3 separate regions of the Homo sapiens genome follow, and all the other regions are linked to region 1. A link is a contact called in ENCODE Hi-C or POLR2A ChIA-PET data. All regions are on one chromosome and are shown on one strand. Each heading gives the region's core, a stretch centred on a gene start or an enhancer-like site at or near the end of the contact. The rest is flanking DNA. Distances are from core to core; before and after follow the strand shown. Region 1 overlaps ADAMTS6 (ADAM metallopeptidase with thrombospondin type 1 motif 6). Region 2 has its middle 270 kb from the start of CWC27. Region 3 overlaps LOC107986419 (a long non-coding RNA gene).

Evidence for each region. A loop is a pair of places that touch in the nucleus more often than their neighbours do. ChIA-PET counts read pairs that join two places held with the same protein, here RNA polymerase II (POLR2A). Pooled maps may share reads with other maps.
Region 2: a loop to region 1 is called in a map of heart left ventricle, with 5 times the contacts of the local background. The contact joins two enhancer-like sites. A Hi-C loop is called at or near these places in 1 of 168 maps with a recorded cell type or tissue (heart left ventricle) and 3 of 50 pooled maps. POLR2A ChIA-PET finds 5 or more read pairs at or near these places in 2 of 52 experiments (WTC11 and naive thymus-derived CD4-positive, alpha-beta T cell).
Region 3: a map of ascending aorta shows a loop between it and region 1 (2.0-fold over the local background). The contact joins two enhancer-like sites. A Hi-C loop is called at or near these places in 4 of 168 maps with a recorded cell type or tissue (Caco-2, PC-3, aorta and 1 more) and 8 of 50 pooled maps. POLR2A ChIA-PET finds 5 or more read pairs at or near these places in 2 of 52 experiments (T-cell and activated T-cell).

Annotation. Positions count from the first base shown.
Region 1 is chr5:65,361,962-65,366,787 of GRCh38, forward strand. All of the region lies in intron 7 of ADAMTS6 (ADAM metallopeptidase with thrombospondin type 1 motif 6), which reads right to left. Among named protein-coding and RNA genes, the nearest start is that of ADAMTS6, 120 kb to the right of the region's middle. Within about 2 kb of position 2,695, at least 3 of the 41 ENCODE cell types and tissues checked have a DNase peak (open chromatin) inside an H3K27ac peak, as active enhancers do; they include ascending aorta, where a contact is called at or near this core.
Region 2 is chr5:65,033,877-65,038,702 of GRCh38, forward strand. No RefSeq gene overlaps it. Among named protein-coding and RNA genes, the nearest start is that of CWC27, 270 kb to the left of the region's middle. RefSeq lists enhancers at 1,638-2,154, 3,986-4,280 and a silencer at 1,715-1,764. Within about 2 kb of position 1,920, at least 41 of the 41 ENCODE cell types and tissues checked have a DNase peak (open chromatin) inside an H3K27ac peak, as active enhancers do.
Region 3 is chr5:65,099,350-65,104,175 of GRCh38, forward strand. It overlaps LOC107986419 (a long non-coding RNA gene), which reads left to right. Exons shown (of 3, transcript XR_001742682.2): 3 at 1-471. Among named protein-coding and RNA genes, the nearest start is that of CWC27, 330 kb to the left of the region's middle. RefSeq lists enhancers at 3,140-3,640, 3,641-4,141 and a silencer at 3,623-3,912. Within about 2 kb of position 1,927, at least 10 of the 41 ENCODE cell types and tissues checked have a DNase peak (open chromatin) inside an H3K27ac peak, as active enhancers do; they include ascending aorta, where a contact is called at or near this core.

The DNA of each region.
Region 1 (4,826 bases), core at 1,445-3,944:
TGGGCTCAAGCAATCTGCCCACCTTGCCCTCCTAAAATGCTGGGATTACAGGCGAGAGCCACTGCAGACGGCCTACCATGGTAATTTTTAATTTATCACTCAAGAAAACTGCTTGGTATTAAGTAGTGGTAGTATACCTGAAGGAATCATTCTGGTAGATTTTTGAAAGGGCTTATCTCTGTAACATCAAAACTTTGCCTTCATAGTGATCCACAGATTATAAAATGAGGCTGTGGTTGGCTGAAAAGAACATGAAGTTAGCCTGTCAGGCGATGTGAATTCTAGTCCTGGTGATACCCAGTCAGTGGTAACTAGCTATATATACCATTTGGCAAGCATCTCATTGTACTGTAATTTTCCCATATCGGCTATCTCAACTTTATAGCATTGCTAGGAAGGCAGGTGAAATCTTCTACATAACAGAAAAGTACTTAAACTTATTAAACAATCTAATCAAAAATCATTTCATTTCATGTTGTCGTTTTGACCAGAGACAATTTTGTCAAAGAATATTGTTTTTCCTCCAAAAAATTATCCAAGGCTAAGTACTTCTCTGAGACTGTTTCTTAAAAAATAAAATTATAAATCTAGAAAAGTAAACACTGCTCATAATCATATTCTATAAATATTTCTATATTAATTCAACAATGGGAAGTAGAGCTTGAAGAGTACTCTACATGTTTCAGATGTAAGTACCATAATGGCAAGAATTATTGGGCTCAATTCTTTCCATCACATATTTTTCTTTTCCCCTGTTAACCTTTTACTGACTTCAGAAGAGATTTCTGCCTTCAGTGGTGCGAGAGACAAATAGAGTTTAGTCTACAATTTTCACTCCAGTAGAGGAATCATTCATAAATGCAATCAAATAGAGCTATCCTATTTCTGTCAAGAAATCTTTTTAAAAAGCAAACTTGAATATCACTGAATAAAAATAATTTGCTTCTTAAATTTCTGCATCAAAGAATATAGCAGGAATATATAACAAACCCCAGTTTATCCAAAATCCAAAAGGTAAAATGAGAACAATTAGCATTTTTCCAAGGTACCATATAATATCTAAAACTCATAAAGATGTACCCCAAGATACAGCAGAAGCCTGTCACGGTTTCACATTCATTGTATATTAAATTATATTCAAAGTAGTGTTTGTATTAAATATTATTGTACTATAGTTCTCTGAGTACATACTAATCCATGGATAAGATATAATTCTCACGTAAATAAAATAGCTAATACTCAACCTTTTGGGAGAAATACTCAGAAAATACTATAGTATGTTACTGATACAATTTCAACATAAGCTGCTTCAAATATGGTTATTTCTATTTTTCTACTTTTAGGTTAATATGATAACATACTAAAATGGTTTAATCTACGACCAGCAAGGTTGTAACAATAGCTTCACACCCCTTTTGTGCTACAAAAATTACACATCCCTTATGCATAGACTGAAAATAATGCTATGCTGGCATTTTAAAATTAGCATTAGAAAAGTAAAAGCAAATGTTATCATTAACATAAATTTGAAAAATCTTTACCTTTTCATCCCAAAATGGTACTTTCTGGTATCAAAGAAAACATTTACTTTTAATTCATTTCAGACCAATATTTATTCTTCTTTTTGGCAACGAGTGTTTCAACATCTTGAAAATGCATTTAAGCTTACTCCTTTCATCAGCTCTAAAATGGGGTTATGCATAATCCACTAAATGCAAATAATTTTTGGAAGCATTGCTTAGTGGACTTCTAGGCTGTGTAACATATTCAATTAAGAATAAGAGACTTTTAAATAATCTTTAGGGAAAACTACCAGCCAAACAACACAATGTTCACGGTAAGAAAATTATCTTTGGGATTTAGAATTTCAAATCAAAATAAATCACCAACTATTCAAAAAGAATGATTTTCTGTATCAAATAGAAATGTTAATGTTGTGAAAAGCTTGTGCCTAACTATAAATCATTTAAAGATAATCCCAGGATATTTAATTTGATCTAAGCCATAACTTAAAATTCTCAGAGCCAACTGAGAACTATCTTCACAATCTATTTTGAATTTAGAAAAACTGAAGCACAAAAATCACATGAAGATTTGATAAGGACTCTAGTGTCCTGAACTCCTGTCACCTGGCCAAACGCAGTTCATCCATCTAAAAAGCCAACTGCTCTGTGTTTGAAGGGGGCAAAACTACCCTCAATTTGACTGCAGGATATGGCTCTCTCTTCAAATATTGATTGAAAGGTTTTTGGCTAAGTACAAGGACTATTTTTCCCTGGAGAAACTGCAGCTGTGACAGTTGACCTCAGCCTTTTAAGACGAAAAGATTCTCTCTGGGAAAATGACTTACTGATTATCAGAGTTAGCCAGAATAAAAGAGCTCAATCTTCAGAGCTCTTTCATTAAACAACTCTCTTTCAATATTCTTAAAATATCATGGAGTATCATCATGTTGCACAACACCAGAGGATAACATAAAGAATACAATATGAGTATGCCCCCTGGAGTTTTGAAACACAGCGCTGGTAACACTATCATCAGTAAAGCTTTCCTGCTGCCTTTTGTTAAGTTATTGACTATGGAATCCTGAATGAATTTCTTTCTTTTTTTTTTTTTTTTTTTTGGGACAGAGCCTTGCTCTGTCGCCCAGGCTGGAGTGCAGTGGCGCAATCTCGGCTCACTGTAAGCTCCGCCTCCTGGGTTCATGCCATTCTTCTGCCTCAGCCTCCTGAGTAGCTGGGACTACAGGCGCCCGTCACTGCGCCCAGCTAATTTTTGGTAGTTTTAGTAGAGACGGGGTTTCATCGTGTTAGCCAGGATGGTCTCGATCTCCTGACCTCGTGATCTGCCCGCCTCAGCCTCCCAAAGTGCTGGGATTACAGGCTTGAGTCACTGCGCCTGGCCTGCCTGATTGAATTTCTTACAGGCTACTTATTATAGATATGATGCTCAAATCAGATCAACTTACGAGGTTATAGATCTTGCCAGACTAATGAAGATCTGCATCATTTATAACCTAACACCACTTATTTCTTTCCTTTTAAAAGAGGTTTTGCTTGCTCAAGGCCCAGGCAGAGAGGAACTACTTAACTTGTACTGAAACCAAAACAACTGATCATCCACAGTAAACAGTATGATGTCATCCACGGTAAACAGTATGATGTGGCAGAAAGACCACTGCAATCAGGAGATCTATCATTTGTTAATTATATACTCCAGATCACTCATCTGGAGTATACAGACAATACCAAGATTAGGGACAATAATATGTCTTAATAATTCCATAGAATTATGCTAATCAAGTAATAAAAAACCAAACTACTCATAAGCTGAAGCATAGTATTCACAAATGATTTTGCAAGTGGGCAAACTTAGAAAATACTTCTCAATATTAACTGAACAGGCTGGGCACAGTGGCTCACACCTGTAATCCAAGCACTTTGGGAGGCCAAGGCAGGCAGATCACCTGAGGTCAGGAGTTTGAGATCAGCTTGGCCAACATGGTGAAACCCCATCTCTACTAAAAACACAAAAAATTAGCCAGTCATGGTGGCACATGCCTGTAATCTCAGTTACTTGGGAGGCTGAGGCAAGAGAATCACTTGAACCTGGGAGGCGGAGGTTTCAGTGAGCGGAGATCATGCCATTGCACTCCAGCCTGGGCAACAGAGTGAGACTCTGTTTCAAAAAAAAAAAAAAAAATTAACTGAACAAGGAGCAATATTCAATAAATTATTTGGAACAGAATTTCTAAGGGACTAGGAACCCTGTTATAAGGACCCTATTTAGTATATCTTTTATAGATGGTCACATTTTTATGTAAAATTAGCTCGAATACAAACTATAAAACATCCTATATAAGCTCTTATTTTACAAAGTAAAATGTGTCTTTGCCTGCCAATTGTTTCACTTGAGTACATGCTTTTCAGCACTTTACAGATTTAATACATCTATAGTTCCAGGAAATGAGCATTTATTTCTATATAATCAAATGCTAAGAGATAAGTTTCTGGTTCTGTTTTTGAACTTTATAATCATTAAATAAAACAAAAAAAAAAATCTCTTTTGGTACCATAGGTACAAAGTCATTGAATAAAACCCCCAAAACAAAAATCCATTTGTTCTGGGTTTAAAACCAATCATTGCATCAGATCTCAGAGAAACTTGTTTTTAAAACTAACCTGAAGCAAACACACCTAACCTGATAAATGCAACCTCCTAAGGGACAAAGGAATGTAATAACTTTAGTTTTAGATAAAGGTAGAAGTAAAAATTATGCTTCAGAGAATCCTATATAAAATATTTTAAGTTATTTACTAATGGTAATGGTAAAAAAATGTTGGCAGGTCTTATAAAAGTACTATCTATAACATTTTCATTCCGACAATGTCTTAAAATAGTCAAAGAAAAAGAACAATGGGAAGGAAAAGAAAATATTTAATATAGAATTCTACCAAAATCTACCAATGATATTTGAATCCAACCAAGACCAGAAACACTTGAACCAAGAAGTTAGTCACAATGCCCCTGGTAGCTGAGTAAAATGGTGCTTAAACTGTTACTAATTTTTTTAGCCTTGTAGATTTTCACTCCAAAAATTCTAATTCTACTATATAAGATGTGTGGGACCATCACATAGTGTGTTCATTATAATCTAATTTCATAAAAATCAATGCTCCTAAAGCTATCATCTTGCTGACCCCAGATTCTTACTAACTGTTCATAGATTTAAAGTTCAGATTATTCTAAGTATTAAATCAGTAAAATCTAAATTCAATCCATCTGACTGCTGTTCTTGCAGTAAATACACACTCCAGAGGATACCC
Region 2 (4,826 bases), core at 670-3,169, 330 kb before region 1:
CTTGGAACTGGACTATCTTTCTGAGCTACATAAACCTGCTGCTGTTTCTCCTAAATCCTGTTAGTTGTTGACTCTGGTTACCATGAGCTCCAAACAGGTGATAGGGAATCAAGCTGCTGATTGTGGCTTAGGAGCCTCTTCTCCCCACACTCAGACCCTTGATCCCAAAAAACATTAAAGATATCATATTTCATCCAAAGAAATATAATCAAGCGAGAACAGGGGTTGTAGAATCAGTAGCAGCTAGTGTGGAACAATGGATGTGAGTTCAAAAGATTTAAAGGCCTGAGACTCCAACAGTGATCCAAAGCAGATAAAAGGCCCTTCTCCCTGCCAAGGCAATCTAACGTGCTGTAGCACTTACTGTACTGGTGAACTTCATGAAGCAACCCTAGTGAGACGTTTGTTTTCTAAGGGAAAAGAAAACAGAAAGATTGTGACAAGCCTTGATGTGATTAAAACAAATGAGCAGAGCAATATGTTTGTAGGTATTGTTGAGAGGTGCCGGTGCTGCCCACCTGGCCCAAACTCCAGCTCTATCTCCGTCCATCTCTGTGTTCCAGGTACTTTCTTACACCCTGCCCACTGGACCATGGGCCTCTGTGGTTCACTGGTTAACACTTGCCTAATCAACTAGACAAACACAGGACGGGACAGCTGGGCGCTGAGCTGCCAGGGCACATGTGGGAGCTGCTTCAAGACTGACCACGAGGCCAAATTAATCTAAGAACCTGTTGCAAGAGCAAATGCTGTGAAGGCAAGATGGAGGTGTCCCTGGGGGCCCAGTGGCTTCTCAGTGAATGGGCTTCCATTCTTCTTTTCTGCTTGACCAGCCTAAAAACAAGAGGCTGGCCTCACAGAGGATTCTTCTTAGAAGATATTGCAGAGCCACTTATAAGACCAACGTATTTCACAGCCCAATATCCTTACTGACATCTCAGACCACCCCTCTCCCCACCTTCTTTTAATCACTTTCTTTTCTCCTCCAGGGCACAAACAGCTTTTATGCAAATTATCTCTCAGGACAGGTGTGAGGGCTTTCCGCAAAGAAAGACTGATCGCATCCAAGGTCCTTTATCCCTTAGAGGGCTCCCCAGGGACAAGCAACCTGTTCTGCCCCAGGGCTGCCGGACGCCCAGTTTTCCTGCTGTCTCTCATCACAGGGGCGGTGGGGCGCGCCCGCCTCCAGCCTGGCTCTGGACCCGGGGCCCCGCCACCTCCCAGCAGCGGGCGCAGAGAGCCTTCTGGTTACCCCCGAAGCTGAGGATTGCAGTGTTCTAGCAATGGATGAAATCCTTTTTAACCGACTGTAATAAAAATAAGATTGTGAATAACATGTGACTATAGACCTCCAAAAAACTGGCGGCTGTGAAACCCATACTTTAAGAAGCATGGCCTCTCTCTCGAAGTGGCTTCCAGTGACGGTCCTGGATCTACTTCACCCTTTTTGGCTCGGGTACTGGAACAGGTCTCGGCCAAACTACTGTCTCACCGCCATAGTGATAATCATCTTTAAAAGCACAGCTAGTCGGTGCGCGACCACTGCGCGGTACAATAAGAACCTGTCGGGGAGGGACCACGGCAGGCGACTGGGAGCTTGTGGACTGCCAGGGTCTGGAGCGGGCCCGGCCATCCCGCCGCTGCGCATGCGCCACCCAGGCCGCTGGCCGGAGAAACCTAGTGGCGGCGGGAGGCGGGAGGCTGGGAGTACGCGGGGGAAGCTGGAAGCGGGAAGCGGGGAGACGCGAGGTGGGGGCGGGGCGCACCGGCGTCCCGGCTGGGCGTGACGGGCGAGACCCCAGCCCGGTCGCGGCGTCTGAGGTTGCAATCTCGTCTGGGGCACTCTCGCGCCTCGCCCCTACCCGACTTCTTTTCAGGGATTAGTTCTGACTTCATGATTAATCAGCACTTTCTGGTTTCCTTAGGGTGACGTCATCTCTGCTCAGAGATAAAACAGGCTCCTTTTTGAGGGTTGCGGGCAGCCTGGGGGCCCGGGTCCGGGAGGCTGTCCCGGGGACTGCGCCCCGCCCACAGGCGACAGCCAGATCGCGCTGCCGGCCCCTCGAACGCTGGGTTCCCTGGCCACAGCGCGTCTTGTTTATTGCTTTTGCGGACTGGTTAAATGCAAAAGCTCAAGGTTTTCTTTCTTTTTTCCGTAATTATAAAAGTAGGACATGCTCTTTTAAAGGGTGGAAAATTACGAAGAAAAAAGTAATCACCCAAAGCCCCACCCTCTAGACTCAACCTCTGTTAACGTTGATGCATTTCCTTCCTGTCTCCCCCCACAACCCCCTTTCTTTGCAGCAGATCTTCAGGTTTTTAACGTCATTTAGTCATGTTATATCATTTTGTAGCCTACCTTTTTCACTTATATTGTGGCAGAAACTTTTTTGTGCTTTTTTCAAACATTGCTTTAAAGATCATAAAGATCTACTCCTTTAGTAGAGGTATCATCAAGTACTTAAACACTATTTCCGTTTATGAGCATCTAAGATGTTCTCAGTTTTTACTAGTGTATGAGGTAGACCATCCCTTCACCCTTACTTACATTTGCCAGGGTTTGATGGTTGGTGGAGCATACAAGCCCAAACTAAAAATTTGATCAAATATATGTCAAATTGTGAGCAAAACTTGAAAGCTTCTGCTCTTTTCTATATTGCTAATGATAGAGAACCTGGGCAGAAGCTGATTATTTGCAGGATGAGCTTTTGTGCCTGTGAAGGAAGGCCCTGACCTGAATGGGACGTGGAGAGTTTTGCAGTGGAGATGGAGGCTGGTGGCAGAAGGCAGAATGAGAAAGAGGGGCCAAAGAAAAGAAAGTCAGCTGGCGCCTAAAGGAAAAACTCCCCATGAAGATAAATGGCTGATGATTTTTGGAACACTGATGTTGAACATGCTAATTCTGTTAGTCCAAGCTCCAGTCTCCTTGTTTCTTTTACTAAAAAACTAGAGAAGTACAGGAGAAAGAACTGGGCCTAAATGAAGAGAGAGTCACACTATTTAGTGCATTTTCTGCCTTCTAATCTGTCCCCCTTCTCTAAAGTCCTTTTCCCACTTCATGAAAGGGTAATATAAGGTTTCCGTAAGATTCTAGATATCCAGGATAAGCAGAGGACATGAACCATCCAGATCTTCTCCCTCTCTCTTTTTTAAGATGGGGTCTTGCTCTGTCACCCAGGCTGGAATGCAGTGGCGATCTGGGCTCACTGTAGCCTTGACCTCCTATGCTCAAGAAATCCTCCCGCCTCAGCCCCCAAGTACCTTGGACTACAGGCACACACCACCACGCCCGGCTAATTTTTTTATGCTTCTTGTAGAGATGGGGTTTCACCATGTTGCCCAGGCTGGTCTTGAACTCCTGCTGACCCCAGGCAAGCTGCCCGCCTCAACCTCCAAAAGTGCCGGGATTACAGGCATGAGCCACCATGCTGGGCCCATCTAGAACTTCTCTGTGAGGTCTGGCATGAGCCTACTTCTATTTATCCCCTGCAAATCACTTTAACTGAAAGCTGTTCACTTCTAAAATGAGGTTACAGGAAAAAAAAAGTAAGTATGTTTTGGTAACTGAACGTGATGGTGGGAGAAAGGCTGGTGGTTTGAGAATAAACTCAGCCTCCCAGGGCCTTTTGCCTAGAAGGTCTTACACACTCTTGCATTGGTTAGCCTGGTTAGTAAAGGGCATGCAACTCTACTGCTTCTAAGAACACTGTAGGTCCTTCCTGTGCTCAGAGTTGTGTGACGATCTGTAACTCAAGGGAGAAGCTGGAACAGCCAGCTTTTGACATCTCCCTTGTTGCTTGGTCTGGAGCAACTTTCCCTTTATGAGAAAAAGTGTGACACAAACTCTGTCTCCAACCAAGCCAGTTTTCTCCATGCTGAGTATCTGTAAGAAAAGCCAGATTGATCAAGAGGCATTCTCTGCTTGGTTTAAATTCGCATGACAAAGTAGGCAATTTTGTGTAATTGGCACGTGCTTTGCAAAGTAGCCGTCCATTCTTGAGCCACCTGAGAACTGGCAGTGAAGCAGTGATTTAACTTCAAAAGGGTGAGAATGGCTGTGGTGGCTTTCTTTTCCCTCTTAAGGCGGAAGAGGTTCCTGTCTCCCTGTCTCCTTCCCAGAACAGCTCCCTCTACTGACGGTATGGCTGTCATCCTCCCTCTAACCCACTTCCTCACCTCTGTGGTCTCCACCTAGAATGCAGGTGACTGTGTCTCCATAGGGTGAGATTTGCTCAAAGAGTAGAGAAAACCCGGCATCCTGAAAGCAACACTCCAGACCTGGCTGCCAGCCACAAACCCACTAGCTCCTAGATCTCCAAATCTACTCCTTTGTTTAGTACCCAAGGATTCTCACTGTTTCCATTACTGGAGGAAGGTTCCCTTCTAGCCATCCAGTTCACATAGGATTGGGAAGAAGCTAGCTCCATTCTCATCATAACCGGTGAGATCAGTTCCTCCAGGCTTGGGCTCCCAGCATCCCTTCTCCAAGTCACAACATTCTCTAGACACTTGCTGACCCTGCTATGTTCTGCCTGTTAAAAGGTCATCTGCTTTTTGAATTCTTTCCACTCTCCTCCCAGTTATTTGTGATAGTCTCTTAGAAGGTTAAAAATAACATTTATTTCCCCAGTGGTTTTGTATATTTCCATTTGGCAAACTTTATTTTGTTCCATGTGTTTCTAAGGGAACAGAAATGAAAATGGTTTATGTCCTACTTCCTACACTGGGCTCAATGATGTTGTCAGAAATGGAATTGTCTTTCGGTCCAAAGTGGGTACACCCAACCGTAAGCTAGGCTTTAATGCAGAAACTATATAAACTACAAA
Region 3 (4,826 bases), core at 677-3,176, 260 kb before region 1:
AAACTTAAACAACCTGCATGTTGTCATGAGCTGGATACCCACACTGCATTCCTTAGTAGGCTCCCGACGAATACCAATTTTCTAGCTAACTGCTTTCCTTGCCTTCCCATCCTAAGCCCAAACATCACTTGCTAGATTTCAGTGAGATAGAGCATCTCCGTAAGGAAACTTAGATAAGCCACGTCTGACAAAATCCTTAAGGATTTCCCTTATTCCTTATGGATTAAGAAATCCTTAACCCATAAGGAATAAGGGAACTCCACAAGGAAACTTTTGTAAGAGATTTCATGAGAAATGCCAGGCCTGCCTTTGGGTCAATGCACACTCACTCCCATCTCCTACAACCTGTGGCTGCAGTACTCACTACCGGCCAGTTGCAATCCAAGATCGGAATGTTGAGTCTGACATGCTGCGACGTTTATAACCATCCAAGAAGAAAAATAAAATAAACCAAAAAACAGCTTTGTGGCCGGGCGCAGTGGCGCAAGCCTGTAATCCCAGCACTTTGGGAGGCCAAGGTGGGCGGATCACGAGGTCAGGAGATTGAGACCATCCTGGCTAACATGGTGAAACACCGTCTCTACTAAAAATACCAAAAATTAGCCCGGTGTGGTCGCAAGCGCCTGTCGTCCCAGCTACTTGGGAGGCTGAGGCAGGAGAATGGCGTGAACCTGGGAGGCGGAGCTTGCAGTGAGCCAAGATTGCACCACTGCACTCCAGCCTGGGTGACAGAGCAAGACTCCGTCTCAAAAAAAAAAAAAAACAAAACAAAACAAACAAAAAAACAGCTTTGTTTAGTACAAAACATTACTAAAGTAGTATTGTTGCCAGAAAAAGGTATCCTGATCCAGGCCCCAAGAGAGGGTTCTTGAATCTCACACAGGAAAGAATTCAAGGCAAGTTACAGTGTACAGTGAGAAGAGATAGTTTATTGAAAGCTACTCAGATACAAAGTAGGGCGTCCTCAGAAAGCAAGAGGAGGAATATATCATCTTTGTTGTAAATTCTTCTATAGGGGTCTTATCTATGTAAAGTTTAAGCTAAGTTATATGTATGTGTGGGTGGGCTGACAATGTGACAAAATGTATTACTTTGTTGATATAATGGAAGTTATCCTTGGCATTTTAGTGTGTGGGCACATGAAAGCATGGCTATAATCATCTTAAAAGTATATATTATCCTGTGATATTGGTGCATCTGGGCATTTTGTCGTCATAGGAGTTTGTTCTTGCCGGTATTATGAAGCTGCTTCCTTAGCTGTAAACATCTTAGGACATGGTCATGACCGTGCCTTGTTAGATTTAAGATACAGTTGATTTTAAAATGGTGTCACCCTGGCTCTCCTATGCACCTGTTTACCTAACAGTATCGATAAAAGATACTTAATAAGTTGGAACAAAAAAGTTGGCTTAGGAATAACATAAAGTCACCCAGAATATTTCATCCTTAAAGAGATTTAACAAGTATTTCCTGAGCACACCCACCTCCATCTCCTTTTGAAGTAAGAAACACCATTTGCAGTAGAATGCTTCATTTCCTGAGCATCTGCTTTGTGCCAGCCACAGCGCTAGACATGGGCATACGGCAGCTTTACTGCTGCTCAGCTCCTGTGTGCCCATCCTCTCTCCTTGCCCTTCCCCATCCTCATCACTCCCCACGATGACTCGGAATTCACCCTTCACCCACAAGCCTGCCTCCCTTGATAACCTGGTGAAGAGTGATATGGACACAGGAGGTAATCAACAAATACTTGTTGAAGGAGTGAACTTGAGGAGAATCCAAATCTTCAGATCCTCAGGCCTTCAGCTCATGACACATAGAGAAACAGTCACTGGTCCCCTGGGAAGCAGGGTCCTCCAAAGCTGTCCACAACACCACCTGGAAAGGGGAAGAATTCCTTTCTGGGTGAGCCGCACACCGACTTGCACCAGGGGGCAGAGTGAGCAGCACTTTTGGAGTTTGACCTGGAGCCAGGGCCTTTTCAAGGGAGTCCTCCCGGAGTCATTTGAGACCTCCCAGTAAAACAATATGTTTTCTGTGCTTCTCAGCACATTCATGTTTCTAGTCAAAGTGCTATTGGGAAATGTTAACTTTTTCTACCCTTGAAGGAACAGTGGCCGCTGAGAGACGGTGTGACAAAATTGTGCTGAGGGGTCTTCCAGTCTGAAAGGCCAGTTCCAGGAAGCCTACAGTGGGAAGTAAAGGCCAGTTACAGTAATCCCATCATTGGGAGGTATTCTTATTTTTATGTACCAAGAAGACAGTATAATATTTAGAGGACAGTAAACCCCAGACCCACACTGTTCCATTAGACTCTTCCTTACTAGGTCGGAGGCAGCACTCGGGCACTGTAAGCCTAGCTTTATCAAGACATAATTCAGAAATGCAAACGGAAGAAATTTTACTGCAAATGGTATTTCTTACTTCAAAAGCGAGAACTGTTTTCCCTTTTATGGTATCTTAGATATCCATTTTTTGAAAATGTTTTCCCAGCACATTACAAATTACTTCAGAGTTGGGAAATGCTCCTGCTAGGAAGAGGCTGAGTGCTCGGAGGGTTGGTCTCGAGTCCCGATCAAAACATTGTTTATTTGGGCAACTACATTCTTCTGTCAGTAAGGCCTGGGGAGTTTACTATTAATCCCAAATGTAAACCTCTGTTAGAGTTGCTTACAAAAGGCGACTACTATTTAACTCTTATGTTCACAGCACATCTTGTTAATTCCTCCAATAAAGGAGAACTCAGCTCTTGCGTTTGAAATTTCCAATTTTTGGTTAGGTGACCTTAAACTACTTCACCCCTGATCTCTACTCCCATCTTTATTCTTTCTCCACTTACGGTGGGACTTCCCTAGAAAACACCTGAGGTTTACCAATTTTAGAGGGGACCGAGGGAGAGGCAGGAAATGGTGCCTGGTGAGAGCACGCTCCCTTCCTGTCTCAGAGGGTTGCTGTCTGGACGGGAATTGAAGAAGAATCAGAAATACGTACTGAATTAGGATTGCTAGAGTTAATAAAACAAACGCACACGAATTTTTGTGTGGGTCATACTCATGCTCAAAATTTGTCGTTGTCTATCTGATATTCATATGGAACTCAGTGTGCTGTATTTCAGCTGGCAACCCTTTACTGAATGGATAACCCAGATTTGGACGAAACAGTGGCTGGAAGGTGGAGGCCCTCAAAGTCTCAAAGAGAGAGGTCCTCAAGATTTCTTTTCTAGGGCATCCTCTAGTACTCAGGGTAGAAACACAGAGTCTGTGGTGGCCTTGGGGGCAAAGACGAATGTGTCCTCTAAGGCTGGCCCACCATGGGGAGGAATCCGTGTTGAATGGAGACAAAGAGAGGTGTTAGGAAGCAGCACTGGCGTCCTGCTTCCTCTCCCTATGGGTTCCCTCTGCCTTTCTCCCTCGTCTCTCCCGGAGGGCTCTCTCCCCTCCACACGCCTCCTCCCCAAGAAACCAACATAAGATAATTCTCTTCACTTTAGTTCTCCTGTGCCTGGGTGTAGATGGGAATAAAGCGATGAACCTACGGGGCGAGCGGTGGGCAAAGCTTTCTGTGTATTTGCAGCTCAGCAGTCGAGCGTCCACCCCAAGCTGCATAAACTTGGGTGCCCTCGCCTCCGGCAACCCCGGTGCTTCAGTGCTCCCGACCTTTCTCTGCCGCCCCTCGCCTCGGCGGCCGCCGGGAGCGGCTGTGGGGTGCGCCGGTCGCCCCGGGCCCGAGCGGGAGGAGAGTCCCGCCCCGCCGCGCCCCGCCTCCGGGCGCCCCGACGCTGCCGGCGCGGACGCCATTGCTGCGGCCGCTGTTTGTTATTAAACTGCCCAGAGAAAGGGCTTCGAGTAAAAACACCAACTTTCCAGTCGGGGCGGCGCAGGTCCCCGGGCCCTGGAAAGTTCTGGGACGGCCGAGGTCTCCCCGGACACCCGCACCCACGCCCCCGTCGTGCCCTTTCTGGCTTTTGGCTTCCTCTCCTCGATTTCCCTTTTGTGCGGCCCCGGGCAGCTTCCTCAGGCCCCGCCGCCCCCACCTGGCCGCCCTGGGAGCTGTTCCTCCCCCAGCAGCAGGAGCATCCAGCTCGGGTTTTATTACCTCCCGAGACACTCGAGGAAGCCTCAGGTGGGTTTCCATGTCAACCTTCACTGAAATCCAAACATTTGGCGTTCTCAAAGGCAGTTTAACCTCTGCCACCATTTTTTTTTCAAAGCTTAAAAAAAAACCTAGAACTTTCAAAAGCCGCAGGCTTCTGGGGGTTTCTAGTCAGAGGGTGATAACACATCTTGAGACAGGATATGTATAATTTGTTTGGTTTCACGTTTATCCTCACAAAGCTAAACAGTAATGACTGAGAGCTATGAAAACACTTAGGTAAGGAGAGGGGCTAGAGCAGAGATAAAAGGGATAATTGGAAACAGAGGCGAAGCCTCCAAGTTGCACCTTGTTGAATACTGTCACAGCCGGGCAGGCCGGGGAGCTCATGGCAGGATGCGGCATCTCTTAATTCTGGGCACTCCGCAGCCTCTCCTCTTCCAAGGTTTACTTACGCAAGCTTAGCTGCAATTTTCCACAGATACTCGTCCTGGTTCCGGGCCACCTTCCCCAGTAAGAGACCTCCTGAGGCGGGAGCTGGGGGTTGAACATGTGGTGAACACAGGTTCCAAGCTTTGGAACAGGCCACCTGGAAATGGGAGATAACCTGTTGAGATAAGGGATTTACTGAGGCCAGGGCGCACTGTAGGGAGCGGGGAGCAGAAGGAGTGCGGCTCCACATGTCCAGTCGTGGGATGCAACTGGGAGGTAATATATGAGTCTAGTGAGACCAC